Regions from separate parts of the Homo sapiens genome. Here region 1 is linked to region 2. A link is a loop called in an ENCODE intact Hi-C map of the cell type or tissue named here. Cell type or tissue: thyroid gland. All regions are shown on one strand. Each heading gives the region's core, and the rest is flanking DNA. Links, peaks and the distances in the headings are about the cores only. Region 1 overlaps PXK (PX domain containing serine/threonine kinase like). Region 2 holds the start of LOC124909386 (a long non-coding RNA gene).

Region 1 (8,635 bases), core at 1-8,000, 240 kb before region 2:
TGATGGCACAATCTTGGCTCACTGCAGCCTCCACCTCCCAGGTTCAAGTGATTCTCCTGCCTCAGCCTCAGTAGGAAATTAGCCACCACATCCGGCTAATTTTGGTGTTTTTAGTAGAGGTGGGGTTTCACCATGTTGGCCAGGCTGGTCTTGAACACCTGACCTCAGGTGATCCACCTGCCTTGGCCCTCCCAAACTGCTGGGATTACAGGCATGAGCCACCACACCTGGCCATGACTATTGTATTTTTATATTGAAAGAATTGGCTGGGCTGGGCGTGGTGGCTCATGCCTGTAATCCCAGTACTTTGGGAGGCCAAGGCGGGCAGAACATGATGTCAGGAGATCAAGACCATCCTGGCTAACATGGTGAAACCCTGTCTACTAAAGCCGGGCATGGTGGCATGCGCCTGTAGACCCAGCTGCTCGGGAGGCTGAGGCAGGATAATTGCTTGAACCCAGGAGGCGGAGGTTGCAGTGAGCAGAGATGGCGCCACTGTACTCCAGCCTGGACAACAGAGCAAGACTCCGTCTCAAAAAAAAGAATTGGCTGGGTGTGGTGGCTCAGACATGTAATCCTAGCACTTTGGGAGGCCGAGGTGGGTGGATCCCTTGAGTGTAGGAGTTCAGGACCAGCCTGGGGAACATGGCAAAACCCCATCTCTACAAAGAAAAGATAGATAGAAAAAAAAAAAGTCAATGTGGGTAGAAAACTTGAAATTCTATTTATTAAGAAATTAGTGCTGCCAGGCCACAGTAGCTCATGCCTATAATCCCAGCACTTTGGGAGGCTGAGGCAGGGATTGCTTGAGCCCAGGAGTTTGAGACCAGCCTGGGGCAACGTTGCAAAAACCCTGCCTACAAAAACAAAACAAAAAAAACAAAACAAAAAACCCAGGTATCTGGTGGTGTGCCTATAGGAGGATTGCTTGAGCCCTGGGAGGTCAAGGCTGCAGTGAGCTGTGATTGGGTCACTGCACTCCAGCCTGAGTGAAAGAGCGAAACCCTGTCTTAAAAATAACAACAAAAGAAATTAGTTCCATGTGGAAAATAAGCTGATACTGTACAAGACCATTACCTGTTTGTATTCATATATCTGAACTATCCAGAATAGTCAGCAAAACTGACTTCAGAAGGACTCAGGCCTCACAAGCCTCCATCAGGTAATCACCTAGGTTGCATCACACTTGAAACAGGAACTTCTCCACAGACTCTCCAAATGCCTAATTCTAATAGCATTCTCTTTAAAATTATGGCAAAGTTTATATCAGTTGTTTTTCCCATTTCCAAAGATCAGATATTCTGTCAAATACTGCCCTCCAGAAGCTGAGATGGAAAAGATGGGTTTAAATTAGTTAGAGAAGCATATAGGTGGTACCTAATTTAAGTAGCAAGGCAGGATTTTTAGTTCTTAGAGGAAAAGTGAGACACAAAAGAATAAGAGACAGGATAGGTAGGAAGGAAACCTTAGACTGTGTGAATCTATTCTTTGCTAACAACAGACGCTACAAAAAGTTCTCATTTGAAATATCTTGTCAAGCTACAGACAACACGTTTTCTTGACATGATTTTAATAAAAAATACAGCTGACATAACAGATTACATGAAACTATACACAATGACATTCTCTGCATAGTAACCAACACTGATGTGTGTACTTGAATTTTTAAATGGATTATTTATAATCCTTTAAAGTGCAATTTATTGAAAGGTTTAAGCAAATCAGGATAAAGGATCTTTCTAATAAATGACTAACATTAAAGAGATGCTATATTGATATATTTAGATAAATCTTTCAAAAATCATAATTGATTTCTATAGATGCCAAATTTACTTCTGTTGTAACAATGACCTGCCCCCCTCAAACCCCAAACTTAATTGCTGAGGATTAAGAAGATCCTCTAATTGGCAAGAGCTTTTTCTGATGTTAATATTTTTGTCTGTTTCAATACATCTAACTAAAAAGAACTATGGGTCTAGAGTAGTTGCTTTAGCAGCCCTGAGTTCTATAACCACAATGGTATTCCTGTTAGAACTTAAGAGAATGTTGTGAACGTTCCCCATTCTATTTGAGGAGAAAACAAAGAACTCAGTTGCTTTCTGATTTAGCAAAGTAACTATGCTTTGGGCTATAGTGTTAATGTCTAAGATAAAGGTAGCAAAAATTGGAGTTATCTAAGAATCAGAAAATGCTTTAGAGAAATGAACTGTAAGAGGAATGTTTCTAGGAGCTGTCTGATGGGGTAGAAGGGATTGCAACACAAAGGCCATTTACTGCTGTGATTGAATATTGTCATTGTTTTTCTGTCTATTTCCTTTAGTTGGTGAAAATATTTCAATATGCTGCTGTCCCAAAAGCCTGGCCATTAGAGGATAAACAAGACTCCTTTACAGGGTTAATAAAGGAGCAAGATCTTAAGGGAGCAATGCCAGCCTAACTTTATTCTGCTTAAAGAATTATTTCTCTCGAAAAGCTGCTTACATGAGCATCTGCAAAATAGTACTGTTTGTGGCTGTACTGGCTCAGCAATTACTTTCCCAGGAAGAGGGTAGTTTGGGGGGTAGGGGTGAGTAGGAATAAAAAAGAACTTTTCCCTCCAAGTGTAAACAGGAAGCTTCAGCCGATCTTCGGAGCACTGTGATCACAGGTTTTGGCTTTCCTCAAAGTTCCTTTTTGGAAATTCTGGATGGAGCTGAGCAAGGCCCCTCGGCTCATGCCATTCACAGCCTGAGACGAGAGCTGGGCAGGTGCCTCGGTGCTCGCAGGAGGCAAGGGAGCTGCTGGTGGTGGTGGAGGTGGAGGAGGTGGAGGTAATGCAGATATCCCTGTGGAGGAAAAGGGGGACAATCAGTATTCACCTCCACAGCTGCCCTGCACACACGCTGCTGCTCAGTCCTGAGCACAACGGACTGGTGAGAGTCCACATGTTTTTCTCAGAGGGACCAACATACCTAGTACTGTATGAGTTCTTAAAATACTAAAGAAAGCTAGAAGCATCAAAGGGGAATTAAAAGTTGCCATGTTTCTCAAACAATAGTCATGTTAAAGGCTGTTGGAACAAATAATTACAGATTACATGAAACCACATATGGTGACATTCTCTGCATAGATGAGGCTCTGACCCCATTTGCAAAGTAATAGTCCCCAAAGAAGAGTTCCATCTATCAGTTACTTTAGCCAGGTCCCAGGAAGCTCTGTCTGCTTCTGAGCTAGCAATTAAAGATAGACATCTGCATGATGGAGTTGGGCTTCCTGAATGTCAGTTATTCATAAGGGGTGAACAGTTCTTTCGCTGCTCCAACATACACAATGTTTGAAGGATGTGATCTTATGTAAAATGACAGACCACTCAGGATTCTCAGCAAGGAATCAGTGCCTCCTGGGTTATGCATTTCCCAGAGGAGTCTGTCTCGAATAATAATTTCCTATTAGGTTGCATTAAAGAAATATAAAATGCTAATAACTGTTAGCAATGCAAAGCAGGGGGCAGAGGGGTCTCTCTGCCATGGTATTCTTACAGAGAAATCCTTCTCAAGTACTGTTCTCTCCATTGTGGCCCAACCAAGGAACAGGACATAACTGCACTAAATGTCTTTGACGAAGCATCAGGAGAAACTAGAATGTCGTGCTGTACCGCAGTGGGCAAGGAGAGGGAAACTGGGCAGGTGTCTAAAACTTCCCTCAGCTTCCAGGCACATGGACATTTGCAACTCGAATTTTATATTTTAGAATCAATGAATGGTTCTCTCAGGACAGAATAAACACCCGAGTTCAGAAAAAGCCTTGCCTTAAAGAATGTTCCTGTGCCACAGTTAGTTGCCTCGTCTCCTGTGACCTTGCAGCTCTCTGAGACTCTGTCAGATGCTGTCTCTGTCCCTCCCAGGGCTACTCCAGGGAGACATTCTGCCAGGTGGTTTCCCCTACACTGCTACTGAGTTGTGATAAGTAACAGGTAAAGCTACCCTACTTAAGTTTGTATGGACGACTGGCTCAGAATCACCAACACAATACTCAGGTAAGTACATCCTTTTCACCAAGTGTGACAGGTATGGGTTAAAGTCTTACAATAGAAAATCACTTACCTTTCTTTACATCTTTTACTCAAACCTAAGGCAGCTGAAATTAAAGAATCACACAAATACACACGCTCATGCTCTGCAATCTTGGAATGCTCAAAGATAGCAATACAAATAAAGACTAAATACAGACAAATGACCAACATGTTCATTGGTTCTACACAATAACAACTGATGAATGAAATTGTTATGTTTTATGCTAAGGTGGATTGTGGGAAAATGTTCCTGGCTTTATGTCACCAGGTTACAGAGATAAAAAGGACTTTAAACCTGAAGTAACTGTTGAAGTGGGAAAACGGAGAATAAGCATGTGTGATGAGCATTCCTCTGAAGAGGACTTCTGGAGAGCAACCAGTGAAATACCAGGAGGAGGGGAGACCTCTGCTGAAGGTTTTTGGAACTGAGTCTCTTGACTGCAACACCAAGTGGGCCCGAAGGAGTGAGCTCTGCCCACTTGGGGGTAAGTAGGTGCCAGTGCCCTTCCCCAGCACCCTCCCACCCAATAGCCAGAAAAGGGCAGTGGAATCTGGACTTGATATTCAGGGCCACGTAGTGTAACAGAAGGAGCTCCAGGGTTTCTGCCTCCCAGGTTTGTGCTTTGACCCCCGGCAGAAGAATCACTGTGCAGTTAAGGACAGGCTCTCGGCTGCGGCGGTACTTGGGAGTTCTACTAAAGGCTCAGCACTGGCCATCTAGAGACTGACTAGCCCTCCAGGCAAGGATTTTGGGGGGCTGGAGACGGGCCTCAGGGCTGGGCTGAGGGGTAGGGGCTGCCATCTTGGCACAGAACAAAACTGCTTGGCCTCACAGAGAACCAACCCTTGGTTTTGGCGTCATTACCAGGCCCTCAAAATTAGAAGTGCAAATGCACCACCGCAGAGTTTGGGAGTTGAGGGTGGGGTTCAGTACATGGATTTTCCACTGTCCAAGTAAATGGACATGGATTTTCCACTGTCACTTTAAATGAGTCTCTTTGAAAATGTAGGTGGTGTCAATAAATACACTGTCCAAAGGGCTCCAGGGCTCCAGTAAAGCAGATGGAACGAAAGGACAGGCAGCAGGATCTCCCTGATGTGGCCTCAGCAGGCTGGAGCAGTCCGGTGGGGCTTGATGTCCCAGCAAGTCCACTTTTCCTCACTGGGCCTACAACAACCATGGTGGCTCTTATGTACAACCAGGGCAAGGAAGGCCAGACCCAGCTTGCCAGTTTGGAACACTCTGGAGGGGAGAGGAGGTCTAGGGGTCAGAAGGTGGAAACTGGAGGAGGCAGGAACACAGACCTGGGACTCGGTCTCACTCAGTCTGCCCCATTGATTGTTTTTGGCTTTTCCTTTTGGCCCTTTCCATGGTCCACAAGCTTCCTGAAAGGTCCGTTGGGGCTTCAGCTACAACACATGGCTAACAATGGAGGAAGAGGGGGCAGGGGCAACAAGGGCCAAATGAAAGTTACCATTTGGCCTGTGACAAACCTGGGAACAACTGCCTGCTGCCTGCGCGCTCTCCACCCCTCAGATGTGAATGAGGCCTTCCTGCCAAGAGACCTCCAATACCCTTATCTCCAGGCCACATATGAGAGCAGACCGATTCCATGTTAGACTTATGATACCTGAATTTGCACCCAGGAAGGGGGATGCTGCAAACAGCTTACCTTCAGTTACGACCAGGTCAGTCCCGATTTCTCCCATCTCACTTTCTCTTAGACAAAATCCCTGAGAGCCAACTACTTACTCTACCCACCCCAAAATCTTCTCCACCAAACCACACGGGAACCTGGCAGTCCAGCAGAGGCCCTGTCAGAGGGCAGAGAATGCTGCAGGGAGAGCGTAGGTCAGATCTAGGGAGGAATGCCAGGCCAGAAACCCCCTTGACAGCCTTGTGGACAGGATGTCTGAGGGTCCCTCCCTCCAGTTCCTTTTTTTCTGAGATGGAGTCTCGCTCTGTTGCCCAGGCTGGAGTGCAGTGGCGCGATCTCGGCTCACTGCAAGCTCCGCCTCCCGGGTTCAAGTGATTCTCTGCCTCAGCCTCCCGAGTAGCTGGGATTACAGGCGCGTGGTACCATGCCCACCTAATTTTTGTATTTTTAGTACAGATGGGGTTTCACCATGTTGGCCAGGTTGGTCTTGAACTCCTGATCCTTGTGATCCGCCCGCCTCAGCCTCCCAAAGTGCTGAGATTATAGATGTGAGCCACTGCGCCTGGCTCCCTTCCCCACCGACTCTTAGGCCCATGTTAGCAGCCAGCAGTGGGTAATCTACAGTCTCTCTAATTCTGAGCTCCTTTGTGGTCACATACAGGAAGGGAGGCCAAGTGGCCATGAGACCACACTAGGGTAACACCAGACTTACCAGCCACCCTCAGGAGAGAACCGAAGCAGGCAAGCCCCCAGCTCTCGGGAGAACCACCTTCTCCTTTGGCTTCAGGCAGGTGAGGAGGCTGTACTCCTGTCACAGCTCGAGAATTATAAAGGATGCTTACAAAAGAACTGTTTTTCCCTACCGTCAGTTATAAAAGCCAGTAAGTTGTCTCCCTGTAACTAAGAGCTCAAGTGCCTAACACTCTTTCCTCTTCATCAGAGTAACTAGGAATCAACATTTTTGCAGCAACGGGACTTTGAGAGTTATGGTTTCCAAAATTAAAATATACCAAAATGCCATGCAGTTGATTTGCAGGTTTTAGAGCTGTATTTTAAAACTGAAATCAGAGTGAAAATGAAGATTTTGAAGGTCATGATGAAAATGAAATGAATATAGATGAAGTCACTGGGTGCTTTTTAAAGATGCTGTATTTCATTTAAATATTCAGATAAGGAAATAGTCTCAAATCTGCTTTCCCACTTGTTCATCACTTCAGCAATCGAGACACTTTGGGTCCTATTTCACACACAGAAACAGAGCATCTTTAAAGTCTGAGAAATCAGCATAGTTTACTTTACCGAAAATTCACGTTCAAAATGGTGCATGCTCTACTGAAAACAGCAAAGAGAGAGAGAGAAAGGGGGGACACAAGTCATTATTCAGATTTTAGTGTCATTTAATCAAATAGTAACAGACAGTAAAATATTAGTCTGAATCACAAGCTGATTATTCTCACTTCGAAACTAGGATATACTCAAATTAACCACAGCACTGGTTTGTAAACACGATTGTGAGCCTTTTAAAACATGGCAAACGTATTTATAGAATAACCAATGAGTCGCTTTTTGAGCCACCTAATGAGTCACTTTCTTCATGTTCTTTGTCCTCTGAGCCAGTTAGATACTATTTTTATTTATTTACAAGCATGACGCTCACTTCAGAAAAGCCATGAAGGTTTTACCTCTGAAGAGCAGAATGGATATGAGGAGTGTGCTTAGTTCTATTATTAAACAAGGACAGTTGATCAAGATGGGAGAAAAATGAAAACCCATAACTTTTTTCCAAGCAAGTCTTCTAGAGTCTACAATAGATTTGTCTCTTTAAAGTTGGGAGGAGTGTGAGCAGGCCTAAGGCCAGAGATCCTGGGCAAGCATCCTCAAGGCGGAAGCACTGGGCCCCTCCCTGAGGCCCTGTGAGCCCCTCCCTAGAGGCTGAATTGGGCAGTGAAACTTACTTAAGGCCATAAAGCCGTTTTAAAAAGGAAAGCAAGGCAAATGTTTTTCTTGTCTTCTTTTAAACTGACTAGATCCCCAGCTAAATGTGAAGGATCATGCTTTGGTAAATCTCAGAGTTCCTAATGAACCAACTCTGCCCCACAGCCTTTTCCTGGAAAGGGGCTGGGAAACGGAAAAGAGGCCCTCCAGCCTTCTCAGTACCATTGTTCCCCAAGGCTAGCCAGAGAAACTTGAATCCCTCCTTCTCCAAGGTGGGTCACAGAAACAGAACCCCTTTTCCCCAAAGCAAGCCATCATACCTAAAAATATTACTCTCCCTCCACCTTTCTGTGTAAAAACTGTCCATAAAGAAATAACTTGGCTGGGTGTGGTGGCTCACGCCTGTAATCCCAGCACTTTGGGAGGCCAAGGCGGGCGGATCACCTGAGGCCAGAAGTTCGAGACCAGCCTGGCCAACATGGCGAAACCCTGTGTCTACTAAAACTACAAAAAAGTAGCTGGGCATGGTGGTGGGCGCCTGTAATCCCAGCTACCTGGGAGGCTGAGGCAGGAGAATTACTTGAACCCAGGAGGCAGAGGCTGCAGTGAGCCAAGATCGAGCCATTGCACTCCAGCCAGGGCAACAAGAGTGAAACTCCATCTCAAAAAAGAAAAGAAATCACCTGACCTACCTTGTCTGACTATAGGTTGTAAGACCCCCATTCCAGAGAGAGTCCTGCCCATACCCAGAAGGAAGGAATGCTGCTCAGAGAGGCTGAGAAGAATCTAGACAGACAGACTTGCTGGGTTTCCCCACTCAGCCTATTAGCATTAGATCATAGCCTTTTCTTCCAATCATATTTCCACACAGCTGTCCATACTTTGTTGAACCTAAGCATAAAAATGGACAATTTTCCCTGTACCTTTGGGTCTTCATTCTGAAGGCTCCTGTGTATACATATTAAATAAACTTGTATGCCTTTTCTCTTAT
Region 2 (8,698 bases), core at 509-8,508:
CTTTGGGGCCCCAGTGTGACAAACACCTAGTGGGCTGGCTGGGACTCGAGGATTTTGTTATCTTTCTGCAATCAAGGAGGCTCATTGGAGTCCAACAACACAGCACCATTTAGCCTGTATCCAAGGTGCCCATTTTTGTTTGTTTTGCTTTGTTTTCCCTGATGTTTCTTTGTTCAAGTCATACACGAACATGGCTAAATGTGTGAACAGTACCGAAGAATAAGCAGGGAAAAGGAATGCCGTGCCCTGACCCCATCCCCGAGTTTCCTGTCTCAGAAACAGCCCCTCTTCCCAGCTCATGTGTTTTTCCAGAGAGTCTGCACAGAAATGAGCACTATATGTAACCTTAAAAATACAAAATATAGCACACCATATGCATGGTTCCACTCTTCGCTTTTTTCCTTTAATATATTGGGGATGATGTGACTTTTGATGTAGGAGAAAAAGACCTTAAGTCTGACACTTGAAATTATGTAACATCTGACTGGGGGAATAAAATCAAAAGGGCCCTGGTTAAGCACGGGAAGCCATCTTCCTCAAATGTCCAATTAACCTCATTGGACAAAGGTCTCACTGGAATTGGTGAGGGGTGAGTGATGGCAAGGCTGCTAACACATCTGTCACCCTTCTCCTAAGCCAGAGCTCATAGTCCCAGGAAACTTACCAGTTTCCAAGGTCCAAAATGGTCAAACAAGGTCAGGCGAGGTGGCTCATGCCTGTAATCCTAGCACTTTGGGAGGCCAGCCTGGGCAACATGGCGAAACCCTGTCTCTACTAAAAATACAAAACATTAGCCAGGCATGCTGGTACACTCCTGTAGTCCCAGCTACTGGGAGGCTGAGGCACAACAATTGCTTGAACCCGGGAGGTGGAGGTTGCAGTGAGCTGAGATCGTGCCACTGTACTCCAGCCTGGGCGACAGAGTGAGACTCTGTCAAAAAAAAAAAAAAAAGTCAAGCAAGTCATAAATGGGCTTATTCCGGAGAGAGAGGCTCATCCTTCTGTCCCAAAGTACTGCAAGCTCCGAAAGCCCACATGGCTGGGATAAGAACCCTGGCTGCTGGGGCTTGAGACTCCATGCTGGGTGGGGGAGGAATGGGAAGGAGGACCAGACACTAAATGAGTCAGTCCATGGCTCTGACTTGGTCCTGACACCCTGCAGCTTCCTCCCAACAAGACATCTCTCCACTCCTGCCCAGGAGCAGGTTACTGGAGCCACAGGCATCTGCCAGCTCTTATTCCGGCCAAATTCTGACAGGCAAGAGGGCACAGCGCAGGGCATGTCTCACTGCGCATAACCTAATGGAGCTGCAAACATCCTCCTGTCCCTTTGGGTCACCTGGCCTGGCCTGGGCAAGGAACTCTGGTGGCCTTTTGGGGAAAATGGGTGTCCCCTGGTCATAGGCACCCTTTTAGCCTTGGCTTTGTCCAAAGAGTCTAAAGCTTGGCTGGGTGCGGTGGCTGACGCCTGTAATCCCAGCATTTTGAGAGGCTGAGATGGGAGGATCACTTGAACCCAGGAGTTTGAGACCAGCCTGGGTAACATAGCAAGACCCCATCTGAACAAAAAATAAAAAAATTAGCTGTGCATGGTGGTGCATGCCTGTAGTCCCAGCTACTCAGAAGGCTGAGGCAGGAGAATCACTTGAGCCTGGAAAGTCAAGGCTGCAGTGAGCTGTGATCGTACCATGGCACTCCAGCTTGGGAAACAGAGCAAGACCTTTTCTCAAAAACAAAACAAAAAAAACAAACGAACAAAAAAGAGTCTAAACCTTGGTGTGCACTGGAATCCCAGGGAACCAGTTACCATGGTGATTCCCAGGTCCCAGTCTCCCAGAGTCTGGGCCAGGGCCCAGGAACCTGCAATTTCAACAAGTCCCCCGGTTGATTCCAAGGCACATGATCTGAGGCCCAGATTTGAAATCACTCTCCCAGTCCCCCTTGGTGAGGCGAGGTGTAGCATGGTAGCAAGGACCAGGCTCACTTTGGAGCCATAGTCTCTACCACCTACCAGCTGTGGGACCTCGAGCAGGCTACTTACCTTTAGTTTCCTTGTGTGTAAAACAGAGATAATAAGAGAATCAACCTCATAGGTAAAGTTTAAATAAGATGATGGATATAAGGCATGGAGGATGTGCCTGATGCTTAGTAAGCCCTCGATAAATTAAATTCCCTTACTTGTATATTTGTATTAACAGGGCTTGCTCTGTTAAAGGGTAGGCCGCTTTAAGTCTGGGTGTGCAGGTTGCTCGAGCTTAGTTATTCAGAATGAATTTTTGCCACACAAGGAATCATGCCAGGGTTCCATTTCTTTGTCATTCACCACGGCAAATATTTTGGCAGGTAACCCTGAGGATGGAGACGCCCCTGCTTCCAGTCCTTGTGACATCCTTTTCCTTGTCAACACCACTTTCCTGCCACAAATACAGAAACCCTCCCCCAGTGACCTTCTCCCTGACCCTGCTGGGGGTGGGGTGGGTGAAGGGAGCTTCTGCAATTCAGCAACCCTGCTCCTATCTCTCCCTTGGGCTGGAGAGGGCAAGTATAAAGAGTAGTTGCCAAACCAGGAAAGGGCGACAAACTGGGGGCCACATCCCTCGTCCCTCCCGGAAAGAGGAAAGGCACCCAGCCCAGGCAGGCGTGAGGGTGGAAAGCAGGGCAGCTGAGAGAGGCTCACATTTGCATCAGCTGCTGAGTCTCCTGATCAGGGCGGGCTTCCACCTGAATGATCCTGAAGGAGCCAGCATCCCCATGTCACTTGCCCATGGGCCATATTTCAAAGGAGGAGCGGGTCCCCACGGTCCCCAAGACCCTGGCAACAGTGGCGTCAATCTTTGGGATTCAGGGAAGCTACTAAAATTAAATCAAAATAAGGGAATTTGAGGAAACAAGAATCTATGGATGCAGGTTTGTGTGTGTGTGTACGTGCACATACACACGCACTCAGCTCTTTCCCAGGGGTCTCCCTGCCTGGCACATATTCCTCGGCCTGCTCAGCTTCTGGCTGGGTCATACCAGCCCATGTCCCTGCCTCAAATGCGTCTTCCGATGGCAGGTGGGAGGAGGTTGGTCATTTACAGAAACTCCTCCTGCTGCCCCTCTATGCTCTGGGAAACTCTACCACCAAATACCCTGGGAGTTTTATTTTTCCGAGTTATCATTACTTTGAGATTCCCGCTCCTGAGATCTTTTCACAGTTTCCTAGAGGCTAGAGCTGAAAATATCCTTAAAGGTAATAATAAGTAATGGCTGCCATTTGCTAAGGGCTGCTGTGTGCCAGGCTGTGTGCTAAGAGGCAGTGGCGTGGGCCATCTCACTGAATTCCAACCGCAGCAGCGAGGTGGAGTCTGATGTCATCTCCATTTTATAGGCGAGGCGAGTGAGGCCCAGAGAAGTTAAACAACTTGCCCGAGGGCACACAGCTGGGGAGTATTGAACCCAGGTGACTCACCCATTAGGCACAGCACTGTGCCTAGGGCCCATGGAAATGTGTTAATTTCTTTCAGAATCAGAAAGAAAAACATGAACTTTGGGGATGAAGAAAAAATTAACATAATAATAATAACATGTTTGTCTTTATACCAATATAGTTGTAAAATACAATTTTAATATTTTTTATGGGGGAAAGGATCTATAAAGGCAAAGGTGCCTAATGCCCGTGAAAGCCACAATGGGGCCCTGGGGGAGGCAGAATTAAAATCCCGGTCTGCCTGCCTTCAAAGTTCGTGCTCTCTTCAGTCTAGTCTAATCCTGTTTACAGGTGAGGAAACTGAGGTCCAAGGCCACACAGCGAATGGCAGAGCCAGGTGGAGAGCTCAGGTTTCCAGTGAGCCAACCACCATGGCTTGTGGTCCGACATCACCACCCGGTGGCCTTTTGGGGAACTTACCTTTAGTCCAGAGGTGAACCTAGAAAGAGAAAGGGCTCAGACAGTTCCAGATACCCGCAGGAAACCTCCACAAGCCAGTCTGCACTTGGGCTCCACACTCAGCAGTGGTGAAGCCAGGCCAGGGAGCCAACTCCACACTCACTTGAGGCTGTCGTTGGAATTCACACATCTCAGCCTACACACACACACACACACACACACACACACACACACACACACACCCCTCTGCCAGGGTAAAAGCATCATCCCCCAGAGTTAATATTTGTAAAGTTCTTAGACCAGTCTGGTCCAATAGGAATATAATATAAGCCAAAATGTAATTTGAAATTTTCTGGTAGCCATATTTTAAGAAGTAAAGGAAATAAGTGAAATTAATATATTTAATATTTTATTTAACACAGAAATCAGCAAACTATACAGCCTGTGGGGGAAATCTGGCCCACCATCTGTTTTTTTTAAATAAAGTTTTATTGGAACAAGCCATGCCCATTTGTTTTTATATTGTCTATGGCTGATTTTGCACTGCAATGGCAGAGTTGAGTAGTTGCATAGTTGAGACCAGGTGATCCACAAAGCTGAAAATTCTTACTATCCAGTCTTTCAGAGGGAAAGTTTGTCAACCTCTGATTTAGCCCAATCTATCCAAGTATGGTCATTTCAACATAAAATTCAATATAAAAATTATTAATGAGAAATTTTACATTTCATTATACTAAATCTTTGAAATTCAGTGTGTGTTTTATACTTAGAGTACATCACAATTTGGATAAGACTCATTGCAAATGCTCAATGGACATGTGGTTGGATCATGACTACCGAACTGGACAGTGTAGGGCTTAGAACAATGCCCGCAGATATCAAACAGGTATTCATTAAATACCTAAATAAACTCCCCACCAGCCTTTCTTAACTGACTTCCAGAAAGAATTAAGCCCTAACATTCGGGGACAGCCCCTGTTTGTAATGAATCAACTTCTTTCCCATGCCTGTAGAATGGTGTCATTCCTGGGAGGACTGAGAAAAGTCACTGGTGTCATTTTCTGTAGGGTTTCATTTATTCACAGAATCCCAGTTGAGAAATGCTGCAGCCATTCCTTTTCTAAGGAGCTTGAAGACTTGCTGCTGATGGAGATAATTATTATTAATATAAATCACATGTATAGAGCCAGGCACTGTGCTAAGGTCTTTCTGAGCATTGTTTCAATGACAGAAATGACAATGGCCTCCCTCAGGAAGGCTCCTCTGTGCACCAAAGGTGTCCACTGTCCCCCATACAGCCCTTTTCACTATGTCCTGTGAGCTCCAAGATCTGACCCCTCATTCCCCGGGAGCTCAGCCTAGGCCCGGCCCACAGGAGCTGCTGGATCAATATTTGTTGCATTCAATCAAGTAACTCTAGAGAACCCGGGGGTCATTTGGTGTTTGATTCAACCTGGCAGGTGTTTTTCCAGCAGCTCTGTTGTGCAAGGCTGCTGTGTGCATCTCAAGGGAATCCATTCCCACATTGATGCTCACTCACATTCCCAAGACTGCCCAGGGAAAACCAGACAAGATAGTTGCATTCGCAGTTTTAAGTGGTCTAGCTCCTCTCTGACAGTTCAGGCTAAGAGACAGACCACCAGAGACCAGGGAATAGTGATTCGTTTGCCCAGTGCTTTCTCTGTCCAGCATGAGGAACTGCCCTTTTGTCCAAGTAAGGAGGGAAGTGTACCACAATATCCTGGTTGAACAAGACCTGCCCATGAGCATTTTAGTTTTGAAAGAGCTGTATGCAGGGATGTTTATTTGAATTCCCCACCTGCCCGAGGCCTTCTAAGCAATCAGATTCTGTGAGCACCAACATCAGATGGGTCCACGGACAATCATTCGACATGTCTGGGATTCTGCAAGAGAACTGTTTCCGAGAGAAGGAGGGAGGCCCATCAAGATAATATGAGTAACCAAGGTTTAGCTGTCAGAAGGGAGGTGGTATGGAATGAATTGTTCCTCCCAAAAGACTATTTATTTATTTATTTTTGAGACAGAGTCTTGCTCTGTCACCCAGGCTGAAGTGCAGCGGTGCGATCTCGGCTCACCATAACCTCTGCCTCCCAGGTTCAAGCGATTCTCCTGCCTCAGCCTCCCAGGTTCAAGCGATTCGCCTGCCTCAGCTTCCCAGGTTCAAGCGATTCTCCTGCCTCAGCCTCCCAGGTTCAAGCGATTCTCCTGCCTCAGCCTCCCAGGTTCAAGCGATTCTCCTGCCTCAGCCTCCCAGGTTCAAGCGATTCTCCTGCCTCAGCCTCCCAGGTTCAAGCGATTCTCCTGCCTCAGCCTCCCGAGTAGCTGGGATTACAGGCACCCGCCATCACGCCCGGCTAATTTTTGTATTTTTAGTAGAGACAGGGTTTCACCATGTTGGCCAGGATGGTCTCCAACTCCTGACTTCAGGTGATCTGCCCACGTCGGCCTCCCAAAGTGCTGGGATTACAGGCGTGAGCCACTGCGCCTGGCCCAAAAATATTTAAGTTTTTTTTTTTCCAAGTTCTAACTGCCAGTGCCACCTCATTTGGCAATAGGACCACTGCAAATGTAATTCGTTAAGATGAGGACATACTGGAGGCGTGGGCCCCTAATCCAATACGATTGATGCCCTTCTAAGGAGACAGTCATGGGAAGCCAGAGTGACACACAGGTAGACAGCCACGTGACGAGGAACGCAGAGCCTGGAGTGCTGCAGCTGGAAGCTGAGGAAGGCCAAGGATGCTGGTGGCCACCAGAAGCCAGGAAGGGCAAGAAAGTGTTTGTCCCTATAGGTTTCAGAGAAAGCTTGACCCTGCCCACAGCTTGATCTGACTTCCAGCCTCCAAAAATGTGAGATCGCCAATTTCTGTTGTGTTAAGCCACTGAGTTTGGGGTACTTTATTATGGCAACCCTAAGAAACTGATACCGGAAGGAGCTTCGAATTTAGCATGGTGGCTGCACAAGACATGTAGGCCACTGTGGTACCCTTCCTCCTCTTCCTGCTGAGCGCATGGCTCCATGAATCAACCCAGCCCTCTCACATCTAGGAGTCATGTGACTTGTTCTCACCAGTGGAATGGGAGAGGAAGTGACACCGCTTAGCTCCAGGCCAAGGCGGTTCAGAGCAGGTGTATTCTCTCCATGCTCAGTCTCTCTCCCCTTTCCCTGGCTGGATGTAGAGGACTCAGAGGAGGGCTGTGAGGCCCTAGGGGATGGCAGAGCTACCAGGTGGGAGAAGCCTGGGTCCCCGGATCAGCAGGTGGAAGGTCACCTGCCCAACATCAGATTGGACGGCCATGTAGGAAAGACGTCTTTATTGGTTTAAGCAACTGGGACTTAGGGGCTGTTTGTTTTAGCAGTGAGGCAACCCTGACTAACACAGGTTCTGAGGGATGAGAGAAGCGGTAAGCAAAAACGTAAACTACTTCTTCCCTAAACTATGGGGTAAATTGGCACTAAGCAACCCAGCTATGGATCCCTTCAACAGAATGTAGAGAAATAAAAAGCAGGGAGATATTCTCTCCCTTTAGCACCTTAAGGATTTAGCGAGCCCTCTCCTGCGCCGGGTCTGCTGAGGGAGCACTTGGAAACCCCACTGTTTCCCCCCAGGAAAGCAGCCCCCATGTCCACGCCTTGCCAATGACGGCAGGGGCGGAGGCAGCCCTACAAGGAGCTGAGGTCCTTGGAGGCAGACAGCCGGGAGGGAGGGCCACCGATTGGTCCAGACCCCGCCTTAGTCACTCTCATGCCTACCCATGCACAGCAAGGCGGCGGGGGCTCGACAGCTGCAGAGCAAGGGTGAGTCTGGCCGGAGGGTCCAGATGGGCCATAGGCATAGGATAGGAGCAGCTCTGGGGACCTTTCCCCATGTGGACTCACGTGAGCTGGTCTGTTTGCCGTGGGAAATGGCAGATGCCACTTTGGGTGTAAAACACCTTTGTGATGGACTGGACCTTGGCATAAGTTGGAACCTTGATGTGCTTCATAGCGTCCCCTGCAACACAGCAGAGGCTGGGGAGAGTGAGGGTCACCTTCCTCCTGCCACATTTCCCCAACCCACAGGGCCGAGGGCCAGCAGGGACACACTACTATAGCTGCTTCAGTTGTTAAAAAAGTGCAACATTTCTGTACCACCTAGGACCAGCCATGCCTTCCTACCTTAGGACCCTCAGACCCTCCTATGACCTCATAACCAAAGGGTAATGCCTGACATCGCACGGAGACCTTGACACCCCACCTTGGCAGCACCACCAGGATCTGTCCTGATAGGGGGGCAATTCCAATTAACTATTCTGACTCTACCCCACCCCAAGCTCACTTACCCCACATCCCATTTCTCCTGTTGTCCCTGGATACCCCACCCATACCAGTGCTCCACAGGAGGCACGTGGGGGCTACTCAAGGCTGAACTAGCTCCCCACATGCCCATAGGCTGCAAATCCTGCCTGTTGAGTCACCACCACCACCAACTACAGTGCTAATAATACCAGCTACCATTTGTTTGAACACTTACTTCATGCCAGGCCCTAGACTGTGCTTTACATGTGTAAAAGGGCATTTTTGGCTGACCTAGCTGGGGTCCAGATTATGCCTTTAACCCCTCTTCCCTGTGTCTTTTTGCAGCCACTGGAATGTCACTGCCCCTGTTTGTAACTGTGGTGGGGAAAGGGAAGTGGTCAATAGTAAGTCTCTCATCAGGCGCAGTGGCTCACACCTGTAATCCCAACACTTTGGGAGGCCAAGGATCTCCTGAGGTCAGGAGTTCGAGACCAGCCTGGCCGATGTGGCAAAACCCTGTCTCTACTAAA

The links. Hi-C counts contacts between places; a loop is a spot of excess contacts. Peaks named below come from ENCODE experiments on the same cell type or tissue, not always from the same donor. Only the 100,000 strongest peaks of a DNase experiment are listed, where the experiment ranks them.
Region 1: it touches region 2 in a loop (2.4-fold over the local background); 56 of 110 quality-filtered maps call a loop at or near these places.

Annotation. Positions count from the first base shown.
Region 1 is chr3:58,418,942-58,427,576 of GRCh38, reverse strand. PXK (PX domain containing serine/threonine kinase like) reads right to left here. Exons shown (of 18, transcript NM_017771.5): 18 at 1,450-2,825. The coding sequence ends at 2,617. Among named protein-coding and RNA genes, the nearest start is that of PDHB, 11 kb to the left of the region's middle. In thyroid gland, for the core only: a CTCF peak has its summit at 4,476; no DNase peak of the experiment used is centred there; H3K27ac peaks cover 3,727 bases.
Region 2 is chr3:58,183,058-58,191,755 of GRCh38, reverse strand. LOC124909386 (a long non-coding RNA gene) reads right to left here and starts at 8,650. Exons shown (of 2, transcript XR_007095929.1): 1 at 5,688-8,650; 2 at 4,261-5,008. In thyroid gland, for the core only: a CTCF peak has its summit at 3,858 (motif pointing left); a DNase peak (open chromatin) is centred at 3,875; H3K27ac peaks cover 2,019 bases.